Regions from separate parts of the Homo sapiens genome. Here region 2 is linked to region 1. Evidence: read pairs that join two places in POLR2A ChIA-PET (ENCODE). Cell type or tissue: OCI-LY7. All regions are shown on one strand. Each heading gives the region's core, and the rest is flanking DNA. Links, peaks and the distances in the headings are about the cores only. Region 1 holds the start of LOC105370470 (a long non-coding RNA gene). Region 2 overlaps LINC02307 (long intergenic non-protein coding RNA 2307).

Region 1 (16,752 bases), core at 8,958-11,457:
CAAAACTTATTTTGTCTAGGACTGTTTTATCTATCTTTTGTGGATCTTTTAAAATAGATATATGGTTCAAGGATCAGATATTGTGCTTGGAGCTGTACTCTTCTAAATCAAAATTTTAGTTTCATTCTTTCACAAGTATGCCAAGCCTGACTTTTGTTACATTTATTATGTAGGGTCATAGGAACTAAAGTGTACCATTATCTTATGCTTAAACTGAGTTATCCAGATTATTGCATTTTGGTTGTAGTATGACCTTTTCAAAATTAAGTTCACTTTGGTTGTACTTTTCTAAAGAAGTAAGATATAAAAAAGCAGTGGTTTAATCTCCATGCCAGATGAATCCATGGGCTAAAATGAGATAAGGGTAAGTTTTCATTATCTGTCATGTTTTTTTATTACACACAGAATAGCCATAATGCCTAATACTTGTGATTTCTCCTCTGTTCACCTCAGAATCTTTCAAATCCTTTCTGTGATTTAAATAAAGATTAATTACTGTGAACATTCTTTTTTTATCTTATGTTGGCACATATCTGCTTCAGATCTAAGAACTCAGGTCTTATCAGTTTAAACCCACAGCTGTAAGTCTCTACATCTCTGTATAAAAACATAGTATTCTACATCTCTTTCAACACTTTCTCACTCCAAAAATTATTGTCATTTGGCTGGGCTCAAGAGACATACCAGCAATAATTTATATTTTTCTTGTAGCCTCTTCCCTATCTTGATTTTTTTTTCTTATCTATATATCGTCTCCTCTGTAGTGGAGACACCAAAGATTAATCTCATGCATAGGAAAGAGAAGCTCATGTGTGTGCTTTCTCTTGTTCTCATTCCATGAAACCACATATTTTTAGCTATATTTAGACATAGTAAAGTCTTCACACTAGAATTCTTATAATTTGTAAAAACCAATCAAGATATATGTTATAATTAATACTACAAAACTGCTCCAATATTACAGAATGAGGAATAAACTGAAAGGATTAATTCATCTGGAAAACTTTTTACAGAGAGAGTTTAGAACATGAAACTTTCCAAACAGAATATATTTGTTAATGGGTTGAAAATAAATAGAAGTGGGTAGTGGTAAGCTACTAGGTCATTATTATGCTAGTTTTCGTCATAGTCTCCTTAGGTATTACCAAACTTTTTTGTATGCCATGGTTGCATTTAGCTGAACTAAGGAAAAGTCCTGCAACCACAAAAATTTAGACTCACAGACGGTTTGAAAGGTGAGTAAAGCAGGGTTTTATTGAGTGAAAAGAAAGAAAAGGGGGAAACAGGGACTCTCGCTAGGCCACAGTCCCTGCAAGAGAGCTTCCCACCTGGCCATTCAAATCCCCAGTTCCACACAGGAAGAGGAGGGGCCAGGCTCCTCCCCACCGCAAAGTGCATGAACTTCCAGAACTTTGCTTTAACCTGTGGCTTATAATTAACAGAAAAATGGCTTATATTTAGAATATATTATATAAAGTGTCCTTACAAATCAATAAGGGAAGCAAAAAAAAAAATCTGCTTAGGAAAAACACGACAAATAGAACCGTAAGAAGACAAAGTCCCAATAAACATGAAACATGAAAAGATGATGTGCCACCACATTCATAAAAAAGGGTATACAAATTCTGTGAGTCACTATTTTGGAATGATAATTAGTTTGACAAAAAGAAAAATCATTACTTTTTTGTTTGACAAGGATACAGAAAATTGGCCACTCTTGCAAAATCTTTATGTTTTATATGCTGACAAATTTTGCTATAGAAACATTATTCATCTATGCTAAAATATATGTATAGGAGTTCATGATAACATAGAACCTACTTTGAATCTGTTAAAGAGATTATTCCAGATGGTAATGATAAACCAATCATGTATTATGCAAGAGCAGTGTCATCTACAGAATAGACCTTTGGTAAGCAAGTTAACAGTAACCATCCCTTTGCTGTTATAATTGGTGTTTAGGATATACACATCTATAACCATGACCGTACTTTTAAAATGTGTACTAATTTTAGAATTCTTCTAAGGATTTCCATGACCATAATTAAATCATAGCACATACCGCATGGGTATCTCTTGTTCAGTATTTATGATAACACTCTTCTTGTCAACTCTGGAAGAGCAATATCTTATCCTAATACAAAAAACCATCTGGTGCTGCAGATGCCAGGTTGTGGTATCTTGACAGTTTTGATGGTAATACCACTGAGTTAATTCTTTGCTAGAGGCAATGAAAAATGAGTACATTTGATTCTTTGATGTATAATTAAAGTAACATGGTTTGTGTCATAAAGGTTTATAAAGTACTTGGGCCAGTCTAGCAAAGCCACATTGATCAGATATGAGGCTATGTACCAAAAGAAAAACTCCTTCCTGCAGGGCAAACACTATGATTTGTCTGAACACAACATGGTACATCAGAACAATTGTGTTTCATACTCCCTGGCCTGACCTATTTTGTTAGTCCCACAAGCCACGACCTCAGACTAGCTCTTTGACTTTGAAGAAAGTGTCCATGCTTTCTTCTCATTTTATTTAATGACATCTCCTATTAATTAGGTTATTGAATTTGATCTGTGACCAGCTCTGCTTCCATTATGGGGCCTAGTTCCCTTTATGTTATGTAATTAAATAGATATATATTTAATATATGTTTATTATCACTATTATTATTTTGCCTTTAAATGTTTCTATCAGCCCTTATATTTTCAAGGAATCTTAATGCACTGTACCTGTGTGGCAAATACTGTAGGCTTTAAAATCATACCACATGTGTTTAAATACTAGCACCATCACTCATGAGCCAGGTGGTCTTATAAACGTTAACTTTTATGACTCAGTTTCTTCAAAAAATATGGATGCAATATTGCCTACATATAGGGTTGTTATAAAGATTTAATTAAAAGCTAAATTTAAAATGCTTAACACAGAGACAATTATAATATAAATGTTATATTTATTATTCACTATAAACACTTTCCTCCCAAGATAATTCCATTGGAGTATTAGACGTTCTAGTTAGTATAGACATTACTTTACCTGTATACAGTCAAACCTCATTATTCATGGATTCTGTGAATTGGCCCACTCACTAAAAGTTATGTGTAACTTCAAAATCAATACTCACGAATTTTCTCCGTCCTTTGCAGACATGCTCAAAACCTCAAAAATTTTGAATCAGTAAATGTGCTTATTCGCAACTGAAATTGAACAAGGCAACACTCTGCCTTCTTGTTTTAGTTTTCATACTTTAAACAAGTGTCCTTTCTACAGTCTATTTGGTGCTACATTTTGTGCTTTTTGTTGGTGATTTTGCTGTTTAAAATGGTCCCCAAGCATAGTGCTAAAGTGTTATTTAATGTTCATGTATATCCATGTGTGCCATATGGAGAAAATATATGTTAGATAATTTTCATTCAGGCATGAGTTATAAGCTGTTGACAGTTATCTCAATGTTAGTAAATCAACACCATGTATACCCAGAAAAATAAAGCGGAAATTTGCTGATCTGTACATGAGGCTGCTCCACAAAGTGCTAAAATAACATCTACAATGCATGAGAAAGACATGGAAAAGATGGAAAACCTGCCAAATTTGTAAATTCATGAGATGACACATATAAAAATGTGTAATGAACAGCATTGTTGTCATTCTTAAAGCCAAATATATATATATGTATATACAGTCATGTTAATCAGGGTCAAGAAAACGCTAAATCCTTCTTGGCCAATGCTGACTGTCTTACGTGTTTTGAAAGCAGCATGGTCTGAAAAATGTTAAACTTGAAGGTTTAACAGACAGGGTGGTTTCTACAGATCTGGAGACTTCATAAAATAATTTAGAATGCCTGATAAATATTATACAGGAGGAAGATTAGGTGGAAGAGCAGGTTTTCAGTTCTGATGATTAAATATTGCCTTGTTTAATAAGGACATAGGCAAATTAACCTATATAACACAAATGACATTTTGGTTGAGGAACATGTTGTGACTCAAGGCTTGCATAAACTTAACCCTGCTTTTTCCCAGAAGCAGTCATTCAATATTTTTAAATTCCGTGTTCATGGTGACTTCATAAAGCATAACTACCATGAGTAATGAGAGCTGACTACATCTTGAGGTGTTACCAGATCTACTGAGAGAAGGACGCAGTAATTCACACTGAAAGACAGTAGACCTGTACTATCTCAAAAATCGGCATAACAAGAAGAGTTTTATTTATTATTTTTAAATGAAAGTCTACCTTGTCACTGCTTTAAAAAAATATTGACAAATTTAAAGTTGATTTTTATATTGGGAGTTCTGGTTTAAGGTAAGTATATTAAGTGCACATATTTGTGCTGTTAGTTACATAAGGCAGTGTTAGCCAAGAATGGACAATTGGGTCTCAGGTATTGCTTTTGTGCCTGGAGCTAGTAAATGATAAAATGCAGCACTGTGATGTCAATGGTAAAGAATTTCAACACTTCATTACATTTAAAATCATACATCAATACATATTTTGCTGAAAAGAAATTGGGAACACATTTTGCTGGGAATATTTTCATAACAGTGATGAGATTTTCTACCTTTCCATTGAGAAATGTGTCAGTCACTACTTTGATAAACTAAAGTCATGTAAACCGTATTCAGGGAAAACACTATACTTGACTATTTTATTTTAAAAATAAGTTTGTATTTGTTGGTGTAATTGTGCTTATGTCAAGTCAAGCACCTAAAATCTTTCCATATTAACTCTTACTAGAATTTGCTCTAGTATTCACTAATTTGATACTATGTCTGTATGAAGTGAGCAGTTCAACCAAATGTACATAAAAATAAATTAAGTTTGGATTTACTTTAAATAACATGGTTTGTTTCCCAGTATGGCTTTTTCTTATGATTTGTTACATTTAGATTATGTTTTATTTCTTTCAATGTATGATGTGTAGAGTCTTTTCTTTTTTAGTGAATACATTTGATGTTAACCAATAAGCCATTACACTAGTGATCTCTTTCCTATTCTTTTATTTGTATGTAGATAAATACGCCTTGTCTCACATGAATCCTTTAACATTTTGGTACCACTATAAACCATAATCAAATTCCCAATCTAAATATAATGTAAGTGAATATTGTTCTATATATCTTTCCATTATGCTGTTGAAATAGCCTGCTTTGGGCTTTAGTTTTGAGGATTTGGTGTTGGACATAATTACCCATGTCAACAAGAAGTGCAATATTTGAATAATTTGTTTTGTGATTTAAGAACAAACTGCCATATGTCAACTGTACTAAAATCTGGGAATTGTGGAGTACAGTTATAAGTGGTCTTGAATTTTTAAAAATAAGGTGATAGCTTGGGGGAGAATTTTAAAGTAGTGGAAGAAAATATAACCTGTAAGCACTTCTGAACTTTATAGTGAGCAAGACAATTTAGGGAGATCTTAAACAGTAATCAGATTCATGAAAACTATGACTGGAGAAAAATATGCAGAGGTAGTATATTTTGATGTGAAAATATTGGAAGGGAGGTCAAAATTATAGTGTTATCAATTTATTCCTGAATTTATATAATAAAGTCATATCTTTTCTCTTGCTTCCCTGTTTCTCTTAGTTTCTATTTATCTTGCCCAGCAAATTGTTACAAATTAATCTTTCTGAAATATCAATTTTATTAGTTTTATTTGACATTCCTATAGCTCCAAGCTGCCCTAATATGTCCTTATTGTGATTAAATTGTGCATGAAGTAGAAAAAAATGTAATACATTGATCTAGGATTTGTAGATATTTTATGTTAGTGTTATAGTATTGCAACCTATAAGTCATATATTACAGTTGTTTCATTAGACATATAGCTTTAGCAATTTTATAAAACCATTGCCTTATTTTGTTTGTACTCTACCTAAATATTTTATCTAATAACTTTTCCAAAAAATCAACTAATTTCAAATCAATTTATGTTATTAAAACAATGAACAAAATAGAGACTATCAAAAAGGCAAAGTATGTTCTAAGTATTTAGTTTTTAATTTATGTGTACTAGTTTAATTGACAGACCTGTACATAAAATATCGCTCAGGTACTACTTTAGGGAAACATTCTGGGTATTATATTAATAACAAAGTATAAATCTGAGTAGAATTTTCAGAACGCAGGTTTATAACAGCTAGAATATACTTTAATCTATCTTTTTAAAAAACAACACATATTTCTCAACCGATCAAAAAACAAGTATCTTTTTTTTTTTTTTTTTTTTTTGAGACGCAGTTTCACTCTGTCGCCCAGGCTGGAGTACAGTGGCATGATCTCGGCTCACTGCAAGCTCCGCCTTCCGGGTTCACGCCATTCTCCTGCCTCAGCCTCCCGAGTAGCTGGGACTACAGGCGCCCGCCACCACGCCTGACTAATTTTTTTTTGTATTTTTAGTAGTGACGGGGTTTCACCGTCTTAGCCAGGATGGTCTCGATCTCCTGACCTCATGATACGCCCGCCTCGGCCTCCCAAAGTGCTGGGATTACAGGCGTGAGCCACTGTGCCCGGCCAAACAAATATCTTAATTGTTACTGTTATTGTACATAAATCTCAATAAATCAACTGTAATTATACTTTTTGATCACCTAAGTTTGGGGACACTGAGCTGAATTAAGCATAATTCCAAACACTGTAAATTAATTGTTTCATATTTTCTCCACAATCTTCCTCTGACATTGCCATCTGCTGTCACTAGAGAGTGTGCTTAAAATAAAACAAAATTACCCAGGAAAAACCTAACAGCCCTGGAGGAGAGAGCTGAACAAACAACACAGGTATATGTAGTTAAGCTATCATGTACAGGAAAATCAATTGAAAAGAATGTTGCATTACAAATCCACAATGCAGGAGAACTTAAGTGAACAAAAGTAATGTTTAAGGAGCATATAGGTTTTAGATAAGAACAGAGAAATGAGGATTATCACTGGGGTGCAGAGCTTGAGATAATCATAAAAATATGGTAACCTTATATTGAGGTCTAGTTGTCCCAAGTTTTCTTGAATCAAATTTTAGGGAGAAAATCTACCCAGTACTTAACATTGGTAAATGGTATTTTTAATGCAATATGCAAAATAGTAGTATGAAAGGATAATACATCTTGGGACCCCAAAATCACTAAACCAGAGAAAAGTCAAGCTGGGAACTGCATCAGGCAATCATTCCTCCCATTTTATTAAGGAAATTTCTTGTGAGCCTCAAGACTTTTACTCTAAAAATAATTTTGCTGAATTTCACCCTGGCAAAGTAAATTGATAGCTTATCTTCACAGGTGTAGGACAGAAAGTCATCCCTCTGCTCACCTGAGACAAATGCATATCTAATTGCTTTCTCAGCCCTATAGTTTATGTAAAAATGCAGATTCACTGACCCAGATTAAGGCATCAATGACTATTCCTTTACCCCCCACCCGAAGTCACATGTAAATTGTGTATTCATTGAAAGGCTAATCAAATAGCCAAAAGAATGCAATCATTTGTCTCTTATATACCCATTCCCTGGAAGCCCCACTTTGAGTTGTCCTGCCTTTCTTGACTGAACCAATATACACCTTACACATATTATTTAATGTCTCATGTCTCCCGAAAATGTATAAAGCCAAGCTGTGCCCCATCCACCTTGGGCAGATGTTCTCAGAATCTCCTGATGGCTATGTCATGGGCCATGGGCCAGTCATATTTGGCTCAGAATAAATCTCTTCGAATATTTTACAGTTTGACTCTTTTCATCAACAGTAGAGACATTTTGTCCAAAATGATACAGTCTAAGGGCACTTAAAAAGTAAGCAGTGTTAAATAGAGCTTAGCCTAAAGCTGTATCATTACATATTTTAAGTTCAGACTAAAGGTTTCTTTGTACATTGTGAACTAAAAGCTAAATGGAGTTCCAAACACACCGTAGATTAATTTTGTACCAATCACTGAACATTGACCAATCAAAGGTGACCAACAATTCAAACCGTATTCAAATAAGTCAAATGCCAAGCTGTAATCAATCTAGCTGTTTCTATACCTCACTTCCATTTTCTGTACACCACTTTCCTTTTCTGTCTATAAATATTTTTCTACCACATGGCTGTGCTGGAGTCTCTGAGCCTACTCTGGCTCAGGGGGTTTCCAGATTTATGAATATTGCTTTGCTCAATTAAACTTTTTAAAATTTAATTCAGCTAAAGTTTTTCTTTTAACAGATGGTGTCAGAATTGGGATCCAAAGTAGAGCTTCTAATGATCCCCATGAGCACTGAGTGACCATCCGAGGTACCTGCCAGTCTTACTGTGTCCTTTGGTCTCTTGGAGCAGCTGGGGACTATGGTAAGTTCTCTCTCAGATTCTGAAGCTGAATTGATTGTGTTTTGAGTTCTCTGAGTTTCTTTGAGCAAAATTCTCATCCAAACTGGGTTTGGAAGTCATAACAGAAACTGGACTGGGTCCAGGATCAGATTAGACCTGATAATTAACTGGCTTGGATCCAGTTAGAAGCCTCTTATGTCTCACTGGATTAGAAAGAAACTGGTAGTAAATGGCAATGTTGCAGGGGGTGTAAAATTTGTCTTTTGGAAATTTGTAGGAATTTTTGTGTTCTATCCACTTTGTTTCATTTTTCTTGCACACTTGGGTAGGGAAAAGTTGATCTTTGGCTAATTGATCATTGGAAAACATTTGTGGTAAAAATAGGATCCTTAATTTCTAAAGAACTGAGTTCCTTTCAGCTTATACATGCATAGGTATTAGGCCCTGGAAACAGCAAGGTCTCATAGAGATGACAAAATCTTACTAAAGATTAGTTACAGTGGAACATTCCAAATGAACAGTACTGCACTAAAGAAATGCATTTGAAAATGAGGGCTCCCAAATTAGTCTCATGTAAGAATGACTACTGATATGCAGAAACTTCTAAAAATATACCAGTATTTTCAAGCAAAGACTTTATAAAAGGCAAATAAAAAGCTAAAGAGACTAATTGATAAGAAAAATTAAACCTGCTAAACTTTTGGCTTATTACTATCCCACCACAAAGGTGGAAAGAAAGCTATCCTAAGTGATAATAAAATGTAGTCCCTCAGGTAAAGAAGGCTTGACTTTTTTTCAGATCTATCCATGCTGAGTCCAGGCATAGAAAATGCTTTCTTGGCCCTAGTCCTTAGTGGACTCCACCCTGAACTCAGTAATTTTAGATAAAAAACAGTAGCTAAGTTTAAAGGAACACCCTGTTAAACTAAAATACACCTTTCTGAAATTTAATTTGTTATCTTGAAACACTTTTGTAAAAGAAATTTACATCTATAAAGGAAATCTCCATTTTTAAGGATGTCTGCCTATGTATATTAGAAACTTGTAAAATTCTTTTAGATTTACATAATAAGTCATACCTTTGTTTAAGGCGCTTATCTGGCCATCTTAAGTGACATTTTGTTTGAGTCATTTTTTCCTTTGGTTTGTGCAAATGATAATAAAATATTTAGGCCTAAAATCTTAGCTCTATGCTTATGAAATTACATATATATGTATTTGTTTCACCTAAGAGTTGTCCCTTTAGAAATGCAAATTGTTGCCTAGTTAACAATACCTTAAGGCAAAGAAACAGGTAATTAGAAGACTGATAGACCAAATGGGGTGTAAGAGTGGGAATTATTTAAAAGCCACCAAATGAAAATCCTTTATGAAAGCTTCTGCGTGTTTGTATGTCTATATGAGTTATGTGTGTGTGTCTATATGTGTTATGCTATATGTTGTGTTTCTATATGTTGTGTGTCTATACGTGATAATATTTAGTAAATAAAGCTAGTTTTTAAAATGTTGGTAAAATAAAAATGGCTTCAAAATTATCAGTTAAATACAGATACTTGCTTCATTTGACTGTGAGCTTATGTCTTTGGTTTAGAGTCTCCGGATTCCGGGATCTAAATGGGTAGTCATGATGAGGTATGAAGACATTTTCTATACCATTTTCTACGCCTATACCAGCCAGAATCAAGTCCAACATGGCTGCTTCCTCCTCTGCTTTTCCTGTTTGCCTCCTGGCTATTTTGGGATGGGTTGGATTCTCCAGATATAGTCTTCATGGCTCTGTTCTCTGTCCTTATGGATTCAGAAAGGCCTTGAATTTCATAATCCTCTTGGGTCCCCTGTGGCTACCTAAGACCTAGAATGCCTAGGGGAAGACATTAGAAAGGCTACCTGTGTCAATTTCAAAATTATTTTCAGTAATTTAAAATTTTAGAGTCATGTTATGTAAAATTAAGTAATAGATAATTATAAAATGTCTGAGTCATCTGTAAGTTGATATTGAAATGTAGATATTAAACATGAGTTTAAGTCTATATACCTTCACATGTTATTTTTACATGATATAGAAAAGCTAAATAGATCTGTCAATAAACAATAATTTGAAGAACTATTTTTCTTAAAAAATATAAAATGGTTTTTATCTACAAATACTGATATAAAACAGTTCAAAATTACTTTCTAGGTTTTTCACTAAAAAATAGAGATAATAAAAGTTAAAAACTACTAGATATGAGACAATTCTGTATACAGAGTGTATAAACAAAACCAAGATATGTGTTCAATGGGGAAAGTTATAAAGGCATAAAAATGTGTGTTTAAAATGTTGTCTGGTTTAAAGTTACTTAAAAGTTTCAAGTTGAAAGAGTAATAAAATAGATACAACACAATAAACAAAGAAAGTTGGGGAAAAATGTAAAACAAAAGGTTTATGGAAATCTTGTGTGGTTAAAAGATGACAGATTTGGTACATTTATTTATAAGGTTTTATTAAAATTAATTTTAGTTTTGATAATACACTAATACAAAAAGAAAACTTGGTTTTCTCTTTTGAACAAAATTTTTTTGTAGTTTTAATAACACATGGTAAAGTATTTTCATTCACCTTTTGAGTAAACTGCCAAAAGAGTGAAAAAGACAGAGGAAAGAAGAGACAGATTCTGTCTCATGCTGTCTTAGGTCTTTTGTTTGGAAAACTGGGTCTTTTTTTATCAGAGTACAGGTTTTGGCCTTTAAAAATCTTTTAAAATTATCACTTTGGTTAAATGAACAACTATTGTTTTATGGTGACCAGTGATCCTATTTTGTTCAAGTGTTTTAAACCTTTAATGTATTTGATAGGCTTCCCAAAATCATATTTCAGCATCAAAATTAAGTCTTCTTTGGCCTCTAACTTTGAGATGCTAAAGAGGGCCACTGAAGCCCTCTGTAGGGAGGTAAGCAGGATTATTTGACATGTTAAGTTACATGGGAAGCATTGTCAAGGAATAATGTTTAACCTTCTTCAGGTTATATTTAATGAATGTCATTAATATATGTTCCAAAATTGTATGGGATTTCTAAAATTCTAATATGTCTGAGTATGCACTATAAATCACACTTATGGTTATAATGTTGTTATTGTAGACCACAGAAATAAAGAAATTTTTTTATCAACTGTGTCTTTAAAATGCTTGTTTAAAGTCATTTCCACAGTTAATTGCTTAATTTTGATGCAATTTCTGAAAACTTCACAAGCATACAAAATTTTAGAATATAGAGTCTTTAAGGAGTTCATGAAAGAATGAAAACAACCCTGAAAAACACTCTTGAATGCAGGTTTCTAATAACTTTAGAATCATATCATTTGGATTGGGTTAAGAATTCCTAGTACTTTAATGACGAGACTGACTGGTTTATAAAACTGCTAACTCAAGTAGAATCAAATTAATTGAATACCGAGAAAATGCTTTGGCAAATTTTCATGCTGAATCAGCCAGTATTGAAATTGTGTAGATATACAATCTGAATGAACTCCATGGTCTAAGTCAGATTACTTATGATAACCCATCAGTTATCAGTGTTACACCCCTAAACCGGAAAAACAACTGGTATTCAAGAGGACTAAGTACAATGTTAAGCATGGACTCATGGAGGACCAGGATGGCTGCCTTGTCCTTCCTGAGTCCTTAAAGCTTTTGTTATTAAAAGTTCTGCATTTCATGACTCATCATGGAATAAGTAAAATGATCCAAATTAAATATATATATATAAATATATATATATAGTGACTTATAAATGGCTAAAATAGTTTACATAGTTTATGACCAACGTTTGGTTTGTCAAACTCATATTCCTGGGAAGACAATCAAAATTTCATGTGCATTCTGCTACCTGATGGGCCATTTAAACAATTATAGAGGGGTTTCATTCCATTGTCATTTTTAATGCATGTCTTCCGGTTGTATTAGAGCTTTCTCATGCAAGAAGACTGATGTTATAATAGCAGCTCACTATTCCACAGTGTATTTTCACCAGGTAAAGAGAGCTTTTCATGGTTTACTGTCTGAGGACAATTGTCCCCTTCACAATCTAGAACGCAAAGACTGAATCTTTGGAGAACATCAGAGAATCACTGCCCTTGCTATTCACACTGCAGCAAAACTTCGGGAACTTGAACCTTGGATTCATAATCTCACAACTGAGAAGGGTCCCTCCACACTCTTGGAACTGTACACCCACTGGAAAACCTTAAGGTAAAGCTAGCCAGGGAAGTTTCTCCCCAAAAGAAGGTGGCATCCTTGAAGTGAATAGCTTTTTCCCAAGATCAAGAAATCAAGACTTCTCTACTATCATGAGACTCTTTATCTTTCTTTTTTTTCCCCTTTTTTATTCATCTATGAACAATAGAAGTGGAAAGGGTGCTGTTGGGTGCACTCATGGCATATATATATATATTTTTTGTGAAGGAGTTTGCAGCCAGCATTATGCATGGATAACTTTATACCTTGACAGATGGAAGATGAAGGCCCAATGTAGGTGAAAAGCTTTAATAGTACATATGTTGCCTGATAATTAGTGAGAAACAGAACATTGTTCCACTTGTCTTAACCTATATCATGGGTTAAGGAGAACATTGTCAGGAGGTCTTCACTATTCTAGAAGGGCATCATTTGTTAGGTTTTCTTTTTTTTTTCCCCCATGGTTAGGAGTAAATGAGGCAATGATTGAAAATTTACCACTGATGATAGGCTTTAAAGCAGATTTTACTCTAAAGGTTATGGTTACACAACAGACTTTAAATTATCTTGTGAAAGTTATGCTAAATAATAGAATTGCTCTATTGTTCTAGATTACTTACTGGCTAAACAGAAGTATCTGTGCAGCTGGTGGCACTTGTTGCCCATGGAGAACTACATCATAGTGCATATTATAGAGATTCAGTTGTACGGGATTATTGAAGAGACTGTTTAATTAAAGTGAGTAGATTCTTTAGCTTATTCTTTGATCTATTTGATTTTAGTTGGTTTGGTTTATGGGGACCCACCATAAGGAGCATACCCCAAGCTCTTGGTATTATCCTCCTGATAGTCATAATAATAATCTTCTTGGCGCACTATATTCCCTCAAAAGTATTAAATGTTTGCATACAGACATCTCTAGAAGGTCAAATGGTCTCTCTTTAATGGGAATGACAAGAGCTGAAAAAGATGTGTGATCATGAGGGCACTGTAACCTATGAATGACATGCTGAGATGAGAAATCCAAAATGATGGTAACTGAGAGTGGTGCTAAGGCCCTAAGTTTGAATCACACTCTCACATAAGTGAGAACCTAACCAAAAGGGGAAAATTTTTAAACAAAATAGTGGGAGCCCATTGTTTTGGACTAAGCACATGCACTAGACCCCAACAGACCAGACCAAACCAAAATGGAGTCATTCATGCTAAATGTGACAAAATCAAACTGAAACTTTAAGGAAACATGTAGATCCTAGAACAAACTAGGTTTTGTTTTCTCCTGTGAACAGTCCATTCCAGCATAATCAGCTACCCTTTACTGTAACCCTTACAAAAAAATAACCTGAAGTCCTTGTTCCCCTTACCAAACCCACTGATCTGTTTGCTATTTCTCAGTGGGTTTCAAGATTGAATAAGTGCATTTACAATGGCGAGAGTGACATTACTGATTAAAATTTTGGTCAATCTCTCATAGTTGAAAAAATTGACCAAAGGGGGGGAATTATTAAATCAAGTATAGCCTAAAGCTGCCTCCTTACATATTTTAAGTTCAGCCTAAATGTTTCTCTTTGCATCGTGAACTATAACCTAAATGGAGTTATAAGCACACTGCAGCCTACTCTTGTGCTAATCACTGAGTTTTGTCCAATCAAAGGTGGCCAACTGTTCAAACTGTGTTAAAATAAGGCAGACATCAAGCTGTAACCAATCCAGCTGTTTCTGTTCCTCATTTCCATTTTCTGTATGTCACTTTCCTTGTTCTGTCCATATATCTTCCACCATGTGGCTGTGCTGAAGTCTCTAAGTCTAATCTGGCTTGTGAGGCTGCCCGATTCACAAAATTTTCTTTGCTCCACTTAACCCTTTTAAATTTAATTTAGCTAGTGTTTTCCTTTAATAGGAGAAAAACATGATGACATGAAAATATATCCCTAAAAGTGTTGGAACCTACATAAATATATCAGGAGAACCTTACAGATTCATGAACTAGTGACAAGGGAATAATTCCTATAAAATAATAGAACTCTGATTTTCAATGTGTATACTTGTAAAACAATTTTAACTATCCCTTAGATATGATACATCTACTTCCTTCCTTAAATTCCTAAGGTCTACATGTTAAGTATAACACTAAATTTGAACATATATTTGCATAACAGATTAAAAGATTTCATGTAATATTGTCATGCCTTTTTTAATACTTAAATGATGAAGTTCAATGTTCAGCATGTTAAACTTTCTAATTCTGGTAAAACTAAATTAATATTCCTCTTCCTATACTTTATCATTTAGGGTTAGAAACAATTTCATGGGCAATTTCACCATACCTTACTGCACCCTAAATAACCCCATACCTTCAGATGAAACTAATAAGGAGCCAGTGAAGCTTCAATGCAGATTACGATATAACTTATTGTCTACTTAGAATTTCATCTTGCAATTTTTTCATCAGAAGAAACTAAAAAAAAGCTATTCTGGACAAAGCAATTTCACTTTTGCTAAATATTCCAGAAATATGAGACTTAGAGCTTTATGGTAATTTATAGAATTTGAAAAGAATATTTAAAACAGCTTTTAAATTGATAGTGACTTTTAAGGAAAATTTAGTTTTCAATTTGCATTTTGATTGCAGGTTTTATAGGAAAAGAAAACACATAACTCCAACGACTCTAAACTTCTGGGAGGTCAGTCCCCAGGCATGGTTCAATTACCAGAGCCATCTCCATATGGAGAAAAGGAGCAGCTCAGTTAGTGTTTAATTCTTGTTAATTCTTGCCCTTCCTTTGAGAGTGTCATGGCTACAACTTCGACAAGAAGTTCTACAAACTTCTTCATTGATGAGAGTAACCTCATCAATTAAAAAAAAAACAGACAAAAATGTCTATTTCCAGCTATTAAAAAAATGGTAAAGTGTAGCATGGAAAGAAAATGAGGAAACAAAACAAAATAAAACAAAATTTAATATATTTTTTGAAAAGCTTTAGACTTCTGAAAAAAATTATACTTCTTTTTAATAAACATTGGGTTCTTTATTATGAAGTCTTATATATCACAGATTTTTATAGTGCATGACTGCTCTGAAAATAAGAAAGGCACTTTTATGCTTTCTGCTATATTCCATCTTTTTTCTTCTTCAAAGGTGAAAATATAGTAAGGTTTATATTATTTTTCCTATCATAAAACCTGAACCAGAAGAAATCTAATGGAATGTGAAGTTTTATAACAGGGGTAAGATTTTTAGATTGTCTTTCATCGAATGAAAAAATTCGCTATCTAACAGTATAATCCCATTGGTTTCCTAGCCTAGTATTTAAATATTATGCTATTCATGGGTAGTTATTACTTCTTAGAGAATGTATATCATAATTATGATTTTGCCTGAATTTTATAACTAGAATAAAGATTTTTTTTGCTTTTTGTCTGTTTTATCTTTTACTTTTACCTCTTCATTATTTTACAGTTATGCAATTATTTAGAAAGTCTAACAATACAAAGAAATGAAATCAAAATGGCATGCATAATTATTATTTGATAAATGTTGACACATATCTACATTATTACTATAAATATCAATATGCATTACAGTAATATAAGTAGTAGCCATTATATGTAAACATTTTATTTAAATGCTGAATCTTCCTGTTAAAAATACCAAGTAATGATCTTCAAGAGTATGGTTTTTAAAAACTTTTGTCAACATATGCTTTCTACTAAAATCAGTAGTAATGAATTATTAAATGTATAGAAAGATAATTTTGTGCTTTTAATTTTATTTGGTTCAAAATTTATCTAATATAAAATTATTTCTGCCCTCCTTATTATTCAAGCATTTGAATAGAAAGAAATAGATACATTGATTGTGACCCCTCAATATTGAGTTGGTTCTCTTCCTTATTATGTTGATAACTACTAAAAAATTCTCAGGGTTTTTAGATACCAAATATAATAAAAAGTAGAATGAAACACCTACTGCTTTTTTTTTTCCCCAAACTACTGTCATGATCATTAAAACTGTGTTTACACAATTGCACACACAAATATATGTGTAGATCGACAGATAAATAGATAGATAGATATATGTAGTAGATTTTTTAATTTTTTTTTTTTTGAGGTAACGTCTTAATCTGTACCCAGGCTGGAGTGCAGTGGCACAATCACAGCTTACTGCAGCCTTTACTTCCCAGGCTCAAGCAAACATCCCACCTCAGCCTTTCGAGTAGCTGAGACCACAGGTGC
Region 2 (16,752 bases), core at 8,845-11,344, 820 kb after region 1:
CATTCAGATTTATAACTTTTTAAATGCCATTTTTAAGGCACTGGGTGTTGAAAGCAAAAACCAATTCTAGAATATTTCATTTCAGAAAGCTTTGAAATAAACAGAAAATGTTTTGACTGGCATGGCACAAAGGATGAAATAGAAATTAAACACCTTTATTTGTTCTGCATGCTTCTTTCTCAAAAATCAGCAAGTACCACTGAATAACTCATATGATACCTTATGCTTTATATTTGCTGAATTTTTTGTGCTTCAAATTCACACAAAAACTATAGAAGCTTCAAAATGAGAAGATTCACCACTGTCACCTCTGTCTTCACTGTCTTATTAGGCTGAAAATTATTATTTTAACATAATTTAAAATATTGCATGTTTTACTAATTTAATTGATCTAAAGAAAATAAAATGAATCCACTCTCAAATTCAAATGGCTACTTTGTGTCTCAGGATGTCATTAACATCACAAGAGTGGATCAACATGCGATTATCTTCTAATTTTCAACATTTCACCCTTATAAATAGGAGTACTTACTTACTTTATAGAATTATTTTTAGTTCCAAATTAATATACTATATGTTAGATATACCAGTCTAAGACATTAGAACATTAATATTGGGAGTTCAGGGTAGAGTTTGTGACCTATTGTACTTTCATTTGTTAGAGAAGGTGGCTTATTCTGGAATAAGTATATAATTCCTGTAACTGTGAGAGCTACTTTGAATTCCAGCAATGCCCCTTATTACTACTATGAGTTCAGGTAAATTGATATCACTGAATCCTAGATTCTCCTTTGTATATAGTAATATTAAGAAATAGTTCATGTTTGATGTAAAGATTAAATGCTATACAAACATTTTATCAAAGTTAAGATGCTTTACATTGTAAAAGGCTCTCATGTCACCATTATCACTATAAATGCTGCCAATTAAGTTAGAACAATGTTTTCTAATTGTTTTATTTTATACTTATAAAAATAGTTCTTTTTAAAAATCTTTCTGCCATGGATTTATATTGTATATATTATTATGTTGTATATAAAAGTAATAAAAACAAAACAAATTGGTCCCATTATTCTTAAATCTCCCTAGTGTACCACTCTTCTGAATCATTTTTTACTTGAAAGTGCATTTTCCCCACACTTTCTCTGTGTCATTAAGCAAATCAGAAAAGCAGCATTTCTTATACTGCTCAGGATTTTTTCCCACAAAATCCTGACTCCTATTCCATATTGTTTTCTTTTTATTTTAAAATAAATTCAGACTTAAAATAGAGTTGCAAAAGCAATAAAGAGCATTTCCGTGTAACTTCAACCAGCTTCTCCCAATGCTATTATCTTACATAACCACATATAATTCTCAAAACTGATAAATTAGCAATGGTTCATATTATCAAACTGCAGACTTTATGGAATTATACCAGCTTGCCCATACTCCTCTCTCTCCTGTCTTAGAATCCAATCCAGGAACTCATAATGCATTTACTTACCCTTGTCACTTTAGTGCCCGTCATTTTGTTACAGTCCCTCAGTCTTTCCTTGTCTTTTATGCCCTTGACTCTTTTGAAGAGCAGAGGTAAGGTATTTCACATATTATCTTTTCTCATAGTAGACTGAGGTTATGAGTTATTAGGAAGGATGTGGCATTCATTTTCTATTGCTCCTATGACAAATTACTATGAACTTAATGGTCTAAAACAACAAAAATGTATTAACTCACTGCCCTGTAAGTTAGAAATTTGAATAGACTCAGCTGGTTTCTCTGCCCTGGGTATAACAGACTGAAATTAATGTATTGGCAAGGCTGCCTTCCTTACGTGAAGTTCTGAGAGTCTACTTTCAACTTCATTCAGGTTACTGTCTGAATTCATATCCGGTTTCCTTGCTGACTGTCAGCCATGGTCAATTTCCACTTTTAAGGCAGACTACATTCCTTGGCTGGTACCCTCCTTCCTCCATTTTCAAAGCCACCAAATTGGGAGATCGAGTGCTTTCCATACTTCAAATATCTCTGAAGAGACAGTTAGAAGCTAGCTTTAAAAAATAACATTTTATCTGCAAGGCAAGAGACAAAATGTACTGTATACCAACACTGTACTCTAGCTGGTAAATTGCTTCTCACAGGAGTATGTGTTAGCAATTCTGAAACCATTTTATGTTAACTTAGGACTGAACAGATAAATATATTATAGATAATGGGAGTCAGGTTTTTCCACTGCTGGATAAAGAAAATAGAAATAACCAAGGGGGTAGGGGCTCAAACAAATCCTATGATGCTGGTTTAGAGTCACAGGTATTCTTATGAACTCATATTTATATTAATGCCTATATAGAGATAGATTGGTATAGAAATACATATTAATATGTACGTATATACATGGTAATTATACATATTTTTCAGGTCTGTCTACTAAAAGGACCTAGAAGCAGTGACACACCCATAGCAATAGGTAACACTTAGCACCAGATCTCAGTTTCTAAATACTATTTTTAAGTCTCCACATTTAACAATTTTTTGATCTTGCTATAAATTATCAGTGGAAGGCTTCAAGGTAACAACTGTGACTCATTTCTTTCTCAAATGATCATTGAATGATCTGACACTAAAATGTCAATTGAATTCAACTTTTGTAGCAGTTCAGGGTATATACACTATTGGTGTGGGGACAAAATATCTAAGACTCACTCCATATATATGCAATAATAAAAACTATATCACAATTTCTTCCTGGTCAATTATTGTAAAACACCATCAATTGTATGGTGCACCTATTTTTCAGAGGAGAAAAATGTAAATTAAAAATGTGTAACTTAGAATGGATAAAATATTATGAATACAAAATGCCTGAGATCAATTAGTTAAGTCTGCGTGGATCACAACTTTATCCTTAGTTTCCTCCACTTCCTCAAAGACTGAAAAATCTGACTTCACTGCATATTTAAATGACGCTCCTACTGCAACTTCTTTACCTCACTTCAAATCACTGACAGAAAACCATTATTATAAACAAATTGACACCTGCATAAGTGTGTATGGAAATAAATTCTCCTTTTCCCATCATTTAAAACATTGAAAATGAACATAGAAATGAAGACATATAAATAAACATAAAGAGATAAATTTCAAGATAGAAAAAGTATAATTTTATGAATTGGTAATTCACTATGCTGATATTTTACACACACACACACACACGCAATGCACATACATGACAGTTAAATGAGTGGCTAGATAGATAATGAGAAGTGGGGAGAGAGAGAGAGAGATGTCATTAGAACATACACCACAAATGCATTTAAGCCTTAAATCTATTTTAAACCAAATTATAATTGTTCCCATTCACTTAAGATATCTTTGCTTAAAATCACTATCATTAAATTTCATCTCCATAAAATGGTTTTATTAAAATCTAAATGTTTTTATTTTTATTAGTGAATTTTGAATTTTAACATGTTTTCAGCTTTCAAAACAATGTTGACTTTAGTCCATAATGTTCTCACATTGGATGAAGAGTTAATAGCAGTTTGTGCCACATTTCCTCCACAAATAAATCAAAAGAATGGTTCAGAATGGTAAATCATAACCTAATACAAAAGCACACAGTAATGTCAACTAGAATTAAATGTCACCATGTATGGTTCCTTTCCATTATCAACAAGTGACTACTGAATGAACAAATAATTATGTGGCAATAATTCAGATTCTAGGTAAAAGGACTTTTTGAAAACATTTTTTTAAATTATACTTTTAAGTTTTAGGGTACATGTGCACATTGTGCAGGTTAGTTACATATGTATACATGTGCCATGCTGGTGCGCTGCACCCACTAACTCGTCATCTAGCATTAGGTATATCTCCCAATGCTATCCCTCCCCCCTCCCCCCACCCCACAACAGTCCCCAGAGAGTGATATTCCCCTTCCTGTGTCCATGTGATCTCATTGTTCAGTTCCCACCTATGAGTGAGAATATGCGGTGTTTGGTTTTTTGTTCTTGTGATAGTTTACTGAGAATGATGGTTTCCAATTTCATCCATGTCCCTACAAAGGACATGAACTCATCATTTTTTATGGCTGCATAGTATTCCATGGTGTATATGTGCCACATTTTCTTAATCCAGTCTATCACTGTTGGACATTTGGGTTGGTTCCAAGTCTTTGCTATTGTGAATAATGCCGCAATAAACATATGGGTGCATGTGTCTTTATAGCAGCATGATTTATAGTCCTTTGGGTATATACCCAGTAATGGGATGGCTGGGTCAAATGGTATTTCCAGTTCTAGATCCCTGAGGAATCGCCACACTGACTTCCACAATGGTTGAACTAGTTTACAGTCCCACCAACAGTGTAAAAGTGTTCCTATTTCTCCACATCCTCTCCAGCACCTGTTGTTTCCTGACTTTTTAATGATCGTCATTCTAACTGGTGTGAGATGGTATCTCATTGTGGTTTTGATTTGCATTTCTCTGATGGCCAGTGATGATGAGCATTTTTTCATGTGTTTTCTGGCTACATAAATGTCTTCTTTTGAGAAGTGTCTGTTCATATCCTTTGCCCACTTTTTTATGGGGTTGTTTGTTTTTTTCTTGTAAATTTGTTTGAGTTCATTGTAGATTCTGGATATTAGCCCTTTGTCAGATGAGTAGGTTGCGAAAATGTTCTCCCATTTTGTAGGTTGCCTGTTCACTCTGATGGTAGTTTCTTTTGCTGTGCAGAAGCTCTTTAGTTTAATTAGATCCCATTTGTCAATTTTGGCTTTTGTTGCCATTGCTTTTGGTGTTTTAGACATGAAGTCCTTGCCCATGCCTATGTCCTGAATGGTAATGCCTAGGTTTTCTTCTAGGGTTTTTATGGTTTTAGGTCTAACGTTTAAGTCTTTAATCCATCTTGAATTGATTTTTGTATAAGGTGTAAGGAAGGGATCCACTTTCAGCTTTCTACATATGGCTAGCCAGTTTTCCCAGCACCATTTATTAAATAGGGAATCCTTTCCCCATTGCTTGTTTTTCTCAGGTTTCTCAAAGATCAGATAGTTGTAGATATGCAGCGTTATTTCTGAGGGCTCTGTTCTGTTCCATTGATCTGTATCTCTGTTTTGGTACCAGTACCATGTTGTTTTGGTTACTGTGTAGCCTTGTAGTATAGTTTGAAGTCAGGTAGTGTGATGCCTCCAGCTTTGTTCTTTTGGCTTAGGATTGACTTGGCGATGCGGGCTCTTTTTTGGTTCCATATGAACTTTAAAGTAGTTTTTTCCAATTCTGTGAAGAAAGTCATTGGTAGCTTGATGGGGATGAATAACTATAGAATGAATGTAAAAAGTGATGGCTTATGCTTATATACATACTTTTGAAATTTCATAACTCAACTATTGATCTGCTTATACCACTGTTCCTCTTTCATGTCTACATTACTTGCTTAAAGTCATCTGGAATGCCCATATTGTGGTCCTAGGTATTTTCACTAGAAGAAGTTACTTCTAAATCAAGTAATTTGTCTCTGAGTAGCAAATACCCTTCAGAGTGTTCATAACTGGTAACACATTGGTGGCATATTTATAAGTGTATAAAATATAAGACAAATATTAACAAAAATTATACAATTCTTATCCATACAGAAGCAGTAGAGCACAGAGGAAAGATCATGTATTTTGGCACTAAAAAGCCCCTAGTTATATTTTCACTTTTCACTTTCTAGTCATATGACCTTCATTATGTTATTTAACTTCTCTCTTTCTTAGTTTCCTGATCTATAAAATAAGAAAAATAGTGATATATCATACCATTGTTATGATCATTTATTAAGTTCAGGTATAAAGTTTCTGATACAATAGGTGTCAAGCGGTTGGCACTTTTTTCATTCAAATGATTCAAAATCCATAAAGGAAGAAAGGTTTGTTTACACATTTATATATAATGCATTATAATAAAAGATTAAAATAGTATTAACTTATTCATAGATTACATATATATGTACGTTTTTCATCAAATTCTATGTTATTCTAGTATTTAACTTCTTATGAACTTCTTATGAATAATGCATATTCTAAGTGAATGTTAAAGCTCCCAAAAGACAATTCTTCTACCCCTCTTAACATACTTTCCCTCCGTGGCACCACAGTTTTTCTTATAAAAGTCTTAGAGTCTGGACATACACAGGCAAAAAAAAAAAAAAAAAGAATCTAGAAACAGACTTCATACTCTTTACAAAACTTAATTCAAAATGGATCACAGATCTAAATGTAAAAAAATATATACATAAAAGTCCTAGAAGATAACACAGTTCAAAATTAGATGACCTTGGTTTTGACATTGATTTTTTAAAATATATAACACAATAAGCATAATTCATAAAATAAAGACTATGTATGCTGGACCTCCCTAAAATTAAAAATGTCTTCTACATAAAACACTAACAAGGGAATAAAAAGACAAGTCACAGATTCTAAGAAAATATTTGCAAGAAGATTTATCTAATAAAGGACTATTATCCTAAATATACAAAACTCTCAAACTCAACAATAAGAAAATAAACAACCTGATTTTTAAAATAAGCCAAAGAGTTTAGCAGACACCTCACTGGAAAAGATATATAGAGGCCAAATAAGCATGTAAGAAAGTGCTCCACATCATCTTCTTGATATGTCATCAAAAACTGCAGATTAAAGAACTGAGCTACCACTAGATACCTATTAGAATGATCAAAATCTAGGACACTGAGAACATCAAATGCTGGCAAGGACATAGAGCAACAGAAATTTTCATTCATTGCTGGTGGGAATGCAAGATGACACCACAACTTTAGAAGAAAGTTGGTAGTTTGTTACAAAATTAAACATACTCTTACCATATGAGCCAGAAATTGTGCTCCTTAACATTGACCCAAAGCAATTCAAAATATACGTCCATAAAAAAACCCTACACATAAGTGTTTATAGCAGATTTATTCATAACACCCCAAACTTGGAAGCAACCAAGACGTCCTTCAGTAGGTGCATGGATAAAATACTGTGGCACATTTATACAATGAAATATTATTCAGAGCTAAAAAGAAATGAGCTATCAGGCAATGAAGAGACATGGAGAAACCTGAAATTCATACTGCTATGTGATTGCTATGTGATGGAAGCCAATCTAAAAATGTTACCTATTGTATGATTACAACTATATGACATTCTGGAAAAGCCAAAACTATGTCAAGAATGAAAGGATTATTGGTTACAGGGTTGAGGAGAAGGAGAGGAATCAGTGAAGAACAGATGACTTTCAGGGCAGTGAAACTACTCTGTATGATATCATAATCATGCATATATGTCATCATAAATATGTTAAAACCTACAGACTGTACAACATCAAGAGTGAACCCTTATGTAAATTATGTATGTTAGTTGATAATGATGAGTAAATGGACGTTCATCAATTGTAACTAATGTACAATTCCGGTGGGTGGTGTTGATAATGCAGTAGGCTGTGCATGTCTAGAGGAGGGAGGGATATGGGAAATCTCTGTATTTTCTTCTTAATTGTGTGGCAAATGTAAAAATTCTCTAAGAAGTAGTCTTCATAAACAGTCCTAAAGAGTTTTAAAATTAGAACAAAAACAAAATAACAACAAAAATACTCAATATGTTGCAATTGAAAGAAATGTCTAAGATTAAAATATAAAGATTGTGTAACACCATTTTTCTTTTCTTTTTCTTTTTTTTTTTTTTTTTGCAATCAGGTGACTGATTTTGGCTTAGACAATGTGAAAAATATCCCTTCCTGCCAAACCAGATTGTAATGGCTTTGCTCCACTGCCAATATCATTATATTTCAGGAGAAGCATAACAGGTACAGTTATAATAGATACATAAATGTAGAGAGCCCTCAGATCTCAGACACAGTCATCTTGAACTCAGAAGAACCAACTGGTGAACAACCAAGTGTGGGGTATATTTGAAGTAGATTTTTTTGTCAAGTCTAAACTATGGACAATTTCCTACTAAGAAGCCAATATTTATTTGCAATTTGAAATAAGTCATGGCATGTGGAAGCAACTATTTTAGTGCCAAATTCAGAAGACAGAAGAGATCAGTGAACATAGCAAAACTTTGGCAAGGGATGAAAAAGAAAAAAAAATAAAATAAGTCCTTTAACTATAACTGTCAAATAATTTCACCCATATATACTAAGTCTGAAAAATAAAATAACATTTGCATTTACTCTTATCTATACATACTAAATTGTGTATTGTTTTCATTTTTTCTAAGTTCAGTCATTCTCAAGTTTATTTGTTGCTTTACTTATAAAGTTTGAGATTAAAGTTTACTTAATGCAATTTTTAAATCTACTCTCTGTATGCTAAGCAAAGTGAATCCCAAATGATGTTTAGAGCCAGGATATAAGTTTTTTGGAATGGACAGATCACATAAGTGATAGCTATACACATAAACTCAACTGGTCACATAAAAATCATTTCCATTTTCTTTCATTTTACACCATTCTATTCCATTTACATTTTCTAACCATGTGCATATATTATTTCTATTCTTTTTCTTCAAGTTCGACAGAGGTGCAATCATGGATCATTTTTGTACACACATCTGTAAATCTTATTAAATACTTTGAAAATAGAACACTGTCTCTTACGAGTAATATTTAGAAATAAAAAATTTTAATGTATTTTAATAGTGTATATATTTTCATCATTATATAAATACATATATTAGTTAATATGTCAAAGAAATTGTAATTTATTTCAAAACAGATGCCAAATTTAACCCTATTTATTTAAAATGTTTTGAACTGTTGAAAAGACAAGTTTTATTCAAGAAACAGGTCAGGTAAAAAATCAGTTGCTGTCAGCTGAAAGCCAGTTGAGTGAACTGTTAGTAAACCCTTAAAAGGCACATGAGAAAACTACTTTAGTTATGTATGTGAAAGAGTCCAAGAAGCTAAACTTCAGAGCTAGGAGCAAAGGCCACAAGGCTTACACTAGGAGAAAAACATCTATTTTGCAATGCAGCAGAAAGATACCAAAACCTTTTTGCTTTAGAAATGCTCCTGAGAACCGAGAGGTACACAGCCAACAAATTCTCACATTTTAGTCTGTGATTTCATTTGACACTTTAAATCATTGAGTGTTAGAACTGGAAAGACCTTAGAAAGTATGTCATTCAACCCTCTCATTTTATGTAAAAAGTGCCATGGGGTTTGTAACCAAAACACCTGAGCTAATTTTTCAATCAGTATTTAATGGCGGACTTTCTTTAAGCATGTCATTTTTTACTCTGGACCTCATTTGCACATCTACAATACCGTGATAATTGTATCTACCATGCAGATTTGTAATGATACTTGTATTAGCTCCCCAGTCCCATTACAACAAATTACTGCAAACTTGGTGAATTAAAACAATAAAAATTCATTTTCTTACAATTGTGGAGGTAGAGTTTCAGAAGTCTAAAACGGGTCACACTGGAGGAAAATCAAGGCGCTGGCAGGCCTAAATTCCTTCTGAAGACACGAGGGAGAAATGTGTTTCCTGGCCATCGTCAGCTTCCAGAGACTGCTTGCATTTCTCGGCTTCTAGCACTCTCCTTTCCACTTTCACATTGACTCTCCTACCTCCTCTCCCTTATAGAAATCCCTGTGATTACATTAGTCTCACCTGGATAAACCAGAGTATTCTTATTATCCCAAGATCCCCATCTCAACTAATTAGCAACCTTAATACCACCAGCAGCCTTAATTTCCCCTTTCCACTTAACACAACATATTCACCATTTCTGGGGACTAGTAGGTTGCCATCCTTGGTGATGCGCGGAAGGAGGACAGAGGGGATAATTTTTCTGCCTACCATAACAATTACCCAAGTAATATACGCAAATGCACCCTGTAGATCACAAAGTATTATACGTATGTAAATAATTTCTATTAGAAAGAACAAGAAAATAATGGTTATGGTTTCACGGTTAATTAGCAGCAGAGCTCATCTCAGCCTCAGTTCTCATAATTACCTGACCAGAACCTTATACACCTCAACATGGAGGATCTGATCAGAAGCACATATAAGGAAAACCATAAACTTGGCTTGAATTCACTAACAAGCATCTTGAAGACCTAACTGTTCATTTCAAAATGAACTTTTGACATCTGCCTAGATTTGATGCATAGTTCCACAATTCTTTAATTCTGAGAATTTTAGCAACTTTCATAATTTCTCTGAGTCTCATTTTCCACATATGTAAAATAGCAATAATAGCATAACTTCAGTGGTTTGTTGAAAAAGTAAAATGAGAAAATTCATATGAAGTACTTAGCAAACTGACACACAGCAAATGTGCAAGAGGTGTTAATTGTCTTTTATTTCCTAGATAAATACAACCACCTGCCAGTCACAAAATACCTATGCTAGACACCATGGCACTCTGGGAAATTTGAATTAGACTCATTTTATGGCCTTAAGAAGTTTATAATTCAAGAATAAAATAAGTTAAATGTATTTGTTCAGCTAATTGAAGTATCTTTATATGTAAAGTAGCCTTCTTTGCACTGTCTTCTAACCATTCAAAATCTACAAAGGAGTAAAAGCTGCCAGGACACAGGGAAAGTCTATTAAAGGAAACTCATTGCTGAGCATGACAAATTCCAAAATATTCTCAGGGACATAGAGTGACAATTACATTACCAAATCAAAGGAAACTTCAACTGCTAAAAATTCAATCTTTGTGAATTATATAAGATCACATTTCAAAATATAAAATATATATACATATCCAGAATATAAACTGGATTATGAGTTTATGTTGAAACCCTTCAGGAAAAATCTTGTAGAAGATTCTGAAGGACAAGGGCACAGCAGGATCCTAGAGTGAGTCAGTGACCTACTGGGCAGGCTAAAAATATGACATTTTATGCAGTTATAGGAACTTGATTCTTGAAAGTAAAATCAAGATACTTTGGACTGTAATGTCAGACATCTATTCATTAAGTGAGTTATGCTACTCTGTAACTAACAAAAGTGATTATTAAGTTTTCACCATGGTGTATGAACAAGTGAAGATACATACACTTTTTCATGCAAAAACTTGTATTTTAGTTGTTATCTTTTCTCAAATTCAATACAATTACAAACAAATTCAGAATAAGGAGTTTTAAGAATTTTAACAAGTTGATTCTCAAATTAAACTAGAAAAAAACCTGCTTAAAAATACAAAATAATTTTCTAAATAAAATAAAATTAGGAGTCTTGACTGACAAAATTTGCTATAAAATACAGTAACTAATACATTGTGGCATTGGTACAGGGTTAATATAGAAATTAATCACTAAAATAAAATTCATAAATAGTATTATAATATGCAGTTGATATCCATTGGTATGTTTCTACAGTTTGTAAAATATCTGTATAATTTGGTAAATACCTGTTTCTCAGGTTACCCAAGTGTCTCCTCCAATCCCAGCTCTTCCCAGGGATCCCAAAATAATTCTCCACAATCTTGGATCTAGTAGCCTGTCAAAGAAGAGGCTTATGGAACTTCTTCAGTCCCAAAGTCAGTATCAATTCGGATTGGTCAGTGCATCTACCAATCTGATTGTTAAATATACTGAATATTATATTAATATGTTTATATGCATATATACCTGTACTTGTATGTTTTTAAGTGTCTGTCCATGTAGGCCATTCAAGAATATTACTGAAATAGCTGGATGTGGTGGCTCGTTCCTGTAATCCCAGCTACTCAAAAGGCTGAGGCAGGAGGATAGCTTTACGCCAGGAGTTTGAGACCAGCCTGAGCAACATAGTAAGACCCCCGTCTCTAAAAAAATCTGACAAGTTTTTATAGAAAGAATACTATTAAAGTATAAGAACTCTTTATATATTCTGCTTCAACATTCTTTGTGAGATGTATGCATCGCAAAAACTTCTCCCACTATGTTGCTTGTCTTTTTATTTTTTATGATGTCTTTTGAAGAGCAAAGTTTCCCATTTTGATAAAGTTTAATTTACCATTTTCTATTTTCTAATTCATGCTTTTTCTGATTCAGTTAATCTTTGCATACTCTAATGTCTCAATAATTTTCTCCTCTTTTTGTACTTAAAAATGTTATAGATATAGCTATGACACTTAAGTCTATGGCTATTTTATATCAATTTTTATGTATATTGCTTGCAGTTCTTTTTTTATTTCTTTTGGTTTTTCCAGAAACATAATATGTCATCTACATATAGAGAAAGTAATATCACTTTCTTTACAATTCTGAGTGGTTCTAGTAGTCAAACATTTTAATTATTGCAGCTAATATAAGTTGTCTTATTCCATACACATTCCAATCCCTTCCTCTTTTTCTTACCTACTGTCCAATGGCTAGAAAATGAAAATACTAGATACCTGTGCTGCTAGGTGGGGCAGTGTGAGAGCATTTTCCAGTAAGCCATAAGTAGATGTACATGAGTGTCATGTCTTCTTTTTCCTTCCTTCTTACTGCATGAAATATGTTGTACCTGCAGCAGAGCATTTGTCACTAAGAACAGTGGAACATAAAGACAGAAAGCACTTGGTTCCTTCAGGGAAGTATTAGGTTGTGAGATGGTTTGGCTCTGTCTCCCTATCCAAATCTCATCTTGAATTGTAATCCCCATGTGTCCAGGGAGGGACCTGTAATCCCCACATGTTCTAGGAAGGAAGTGATTGGATTATGTGGGCAGTTTACCCCATGATGTTCTTGTGATAGTGAGTGAATCAAATGAGATATGATGGTTGTAAACATGGCAATTTTTCTGGTGCTCGCACCTCACTTCTCTCACCTGCCACTGTGTAAGACATGCCTGCTTCCCCTTCTGCCATTATTGTAAGTTTCCCGAGGCCTTTCCAGTCATGCAAAACTATGAGTTAATTAAATATCTTTCCTTCAAAATTACCCAGTCTCGAGGGGTATCCTTTGTAGCAGTGTGAGAATGGACTAATACAGGTTGTTATATTGGCCCTGGAATACTCACTTGCAGACTACTGTCATGTAAAACGAAAATGAAACCTCCTATTTGTTTAAGTCCCTATTTAGAGGTTTCTGCAACCCACAGAAGTCTACCCTAATTGATGTGTAGAGGTAGAGAAAAGTATACTTCTACTCCATCCCTTTCTCCACGTGCATTTATGGATTCCTCTATGTGATTACAGTATGGCTACCTTTCTTCGTTTGTATTTTGTAACTCTAGAATAAAAATAATTTCGTTTGGCTTTGTGCTTCACTTACCTGCATAGTCTCTCACAAAACTGTGTGCCTATGGAGGACAAAAATAGAGTGTCTTCACAAAATTTACATTCCCCATGGCCTTTGGGTGAATACTTTTATTTTAGTAGATGCACAAACGTATTTTAATTGAATTAAAGAATAAAGGAAGAAAACATAGTGAAGGAAAAGAGCAGATATGAAAAAGAACGCTTTAGAAAAAGTTTATTTTTGCTCATAATTACAAAAAATCTACTTTTTCTAGGCAACTAAAATAAGAAATAAAAATATCTGGACTATAGCATTTGCTTTTCATCTTATATCAGGAATGTAATAGCTATTTAAAATTCTGTGTATTACTAAGGGATTAGTAACGTTTGCCTCAGCCTAAGGCATCAGCATATTCTAGCATAATATTATTTCTTAGGTAATGTCTTATGTCACAATCACCATTGCCTAATTCAAATAGAATGGTAGTTTAACTTTGTTTTCAGAACAAACGTGATGGAAATACCAAGATTCTTTTCAGCTTGGAATATTTTCTTTTTTTTAGTAGGAAAAATACTGAATTGGGATAAAAAGAGGGACTAGGTAAATCTAACTTTGTAATTTACCGCTTTAGTGCAGGAGATACTAAGGAGGTATCATACTGAACGTAACTTTTTAAATGAACCTCCCTTCTTTCATTTAGTTTTCTGTATAAAATGTAGGTCATGGAGAATTTTGCATGAATCAAGCAACTCTCTCAATAATTCATTAACTTTTTATAACATCCCCATCATTTATTTAAAAACTGTTGCCAAAATTCATTGGGAAAGTTAATTGGATTCATGTCTCCAATTTCTACCTATTTTCAGTTGGTTATCAGTGCTAGAAAGGAAAATTGAGAGGTGACTCCTAAGAGTCTATAAATGACATGAATATTTACGGTTACCTTCCTGTAACTCACCAAAGTATAGACTGACACAGTTACATTTGTCTCCGGAGTAAAAAGGACCCAACATTTAAAGCTCCATCTCCTACAAATTCTCCTTCAAAGATGCATGGCTCATGTGATTATGATGGCTAAAGAGTCCCAAGATCTGCAGTTGGTAAAATGGAGACCTTACAGAGCTGCTAATATAGCTTCAGTAAGAGTCTGAAGGCCTGAGAACTAGGAGAGTTGATGGTATAAGTTTCGGTTGGAGCAAACAGGCTCAAGATCCAAAAAAAGACAGTGTTACAGTTAAAGTCTGAAGGCTGGAGAAGACTAATGCAAGTTGAAGTACTTAGGCAGAAAGAGTTCCCTCTTACTCAGCCCTCTGCTCTCCTCAGATCTTCAATGGATTGCACAAGGCCCACCCACATTAGGGATAGCAATCTGCTTTACTTAGTCTATCCATTCAAATGTTAATCTCATCAAGAAGCACCCTCACATACACACCCAGAATAATGTTTGATGAAATGTCTGGGCAACTTAAGTTAACACATAAATTAACCAGCACAGGGGCCCACTGCCCAACCCCTAAAAAAGAAAAGAAAATCTGAAGACTAGGCTAAATAACTATAGCAACCAAAATTGTATCAACTCTATTAAATAAAAAGTCATCAGTTGTGAGGACGATTAATATAAATAAACCTGTTATTAGTTGTGAGGATGATTAATACAAATAAACTTGTTATTTATAACATTTATGTAAATTCTATACTGTCAAAGAGAAATCTGACCAGATATTTTTGTTAAAAATTCTAGAAAGACTCAACCAATATCAGGGTAGACACTATAATGTGCTTTGACTATACATGAGATATTACTAATTAGCTGAAGCAAGTGATACCAGATTACTAGGTAATAAGAGACAGCTTACTAGCATCCAGGGGACTTTTACAGCCATAAGCAGATGGAGGTGTTTTTAATGTACATTGAATGAAATTGACAGATAAAATGTTTACCTATTCCCTCTTGTTCTTGTTTCTTCTTTACTACTGCACTTGCTTTCCTAAATATTTTCTCCAGTAAACCCTACATACTCTTTGTTAATGTTTCCCTTTATATTTTTAAAATTAAAAACAGCAACTAAATTAAATGAAATTTACTTTAAGCAGAAGACAATATAATGTATGCTGTAGTTTTTTTCAAACTCTAATATAGGCAATATTTCTGAGAAGCAAATCTAGAAACTAAATATTTTATAATTATATAACACTAAAATTATTTATAACAATATATTGTATTTGTTTCTTAAAACGTTAAATATATATGTGAAATATGTGGTATCACTCATCTCCTTTGCATTAAGTCCAGAAATGTCCTAGTTGATGTCTCCAGTTAGTAATACTTTAGTCCATATCCATTGATCAACTTTCATCATATTTCTATTCCCATTCATTCACTAAATAATTCATCCATTTATTCAACAAACATTTACTGAACACCAAGTACAATTTATTAGGCAAAGTGATAATTCCTGAAAATAAACACAGAAATTGAAGACTGTCTATACTCAATGAGTACTCACTACAGTTTTCAAGTAATTGTAACACAGTATATCAATCACTCTGTTATATTCTAATTAATTGAATTATTTGTATAAATTTAAGGGGTACAAGTGTAATTTGTTAAATAGATATATTGTATGGTGGTGAAGTCTGGGCTTTTAGTATAACCATCTGAGAGATATTTTTTAAATTCAATGTAATCACAGATAGGAGATTACATTGAATTTTTCAATGTAATCTTCTTCAAGAGCCTGGAGAAGATTATACAGTTTTCACAGAGATAGTGATAATTGATTTAACTATTTAAGGAGTTCGGAGCATCCCTGTTGTCTTCTAGCATCTATTGAAAAAGAAAAAAATACATCATACATGCATAGTGGTGAAGAGTAAGGCTTGTTCAGACTATAAGAGATATTTATCCAGGAGGATACATAACTGAGGGACTGTGGAAGTTAAACTGCACTAATTAGATTGGTTATTGCAGTGAGTGTTCAGCCGATAGCATATGTAAAAAACAGTTGTGGTGGTGGTAAATATGTATTATACCATTATTATTAGTATTACCATTACTGCTGGATAATAATTATAGCAATGGTAATAGCTATAAATATCACTTTAATAGACACCTCCTTGTTATATACTGTACTACTTTATATTATTATTGATAGCAATAAAATTGTTAGTTTTATATATTAATAAAATACAGCTACTTCTAGATTTATAATGGGATTATATCCCAATAAACCCACAGTTAATTGAAAATATCACTAATTCAAACCATGGTCAGCTGAGACTCTCAAGAATGCCCTAGAGCAGCTAATAAGTAACCCCAAATAGAAGCCTTAAATCCATCAAGTTATGACCACCACATCCTACCACATCCTTCCTGAGAAAGACATCCAATGGTAAGAAATACTTTCCTAGGACTGAGGGCAGAAGAAAAGAAGAATTAAATTGGTACAATTTTTCTCTTTTCTCTTTTGATCCATAATGTCTAAATTAATAGGTCTATTTTCCTTTTTAGATTTTGATATATAAAGAATGGACAATTTTGTCAAGACATCT

What was found. ChIA-PET counts read pairs that join two places held together with the same protein. Peaks named below come from ENCODE experiments on the same cell type or tissue, not always from the same donor. Only the 100,000 strongest peaks of a DNase experiment are listed, where the experiment ranks them.
Region 2: POLR2A ChIA-PET joins it to region 1 with 12 read pairs; 2 of 35 experiments call an interaction of 5 or more read pairs at or near these places.

Annotation. Positions count from the first base shown.
Region 1 is chr14:43,304,532-43,321,283 of GRCh38, forward strand. It overlaps LOC105370470 (a long non-coding RNA gene), which reads left to right and starts at 4,114. Exons shown (of 4, transcript XR_943798.4): 1 at 4,114-4,311; 2 at 8,201-8,323; 3 at 9,894-9,934; 4 at 12,372-12,455. It overlaps LOC124903307 (a long non-coding RNA gene), which reads left to right and starts at 12,455. Exons shown (of 3, transcript XR_007064136.1): 1 at 12,455-12,531; 2 at 13,128-13,254. In OCI-LY7, for the core only: no CTCF peak of the experiment used is centred there; no DNase peak of the experiment used is centred there.
Region 2 is chr14:44,123,127-44,139,878 of GRCh38, forward strand. The region is part of intron 1 of LINC02307 (long intergenic non-protein coding RNA 2307); the gene reads right to left. Among named protein-coding and RNA genes, the nearest start is that of LINC02307, 250 kb to the right of the region's middle. In OCI-LY7, for the core only: no CTCF peak of the experiment used is centred there; no DNase peak of the experiment used is centred there.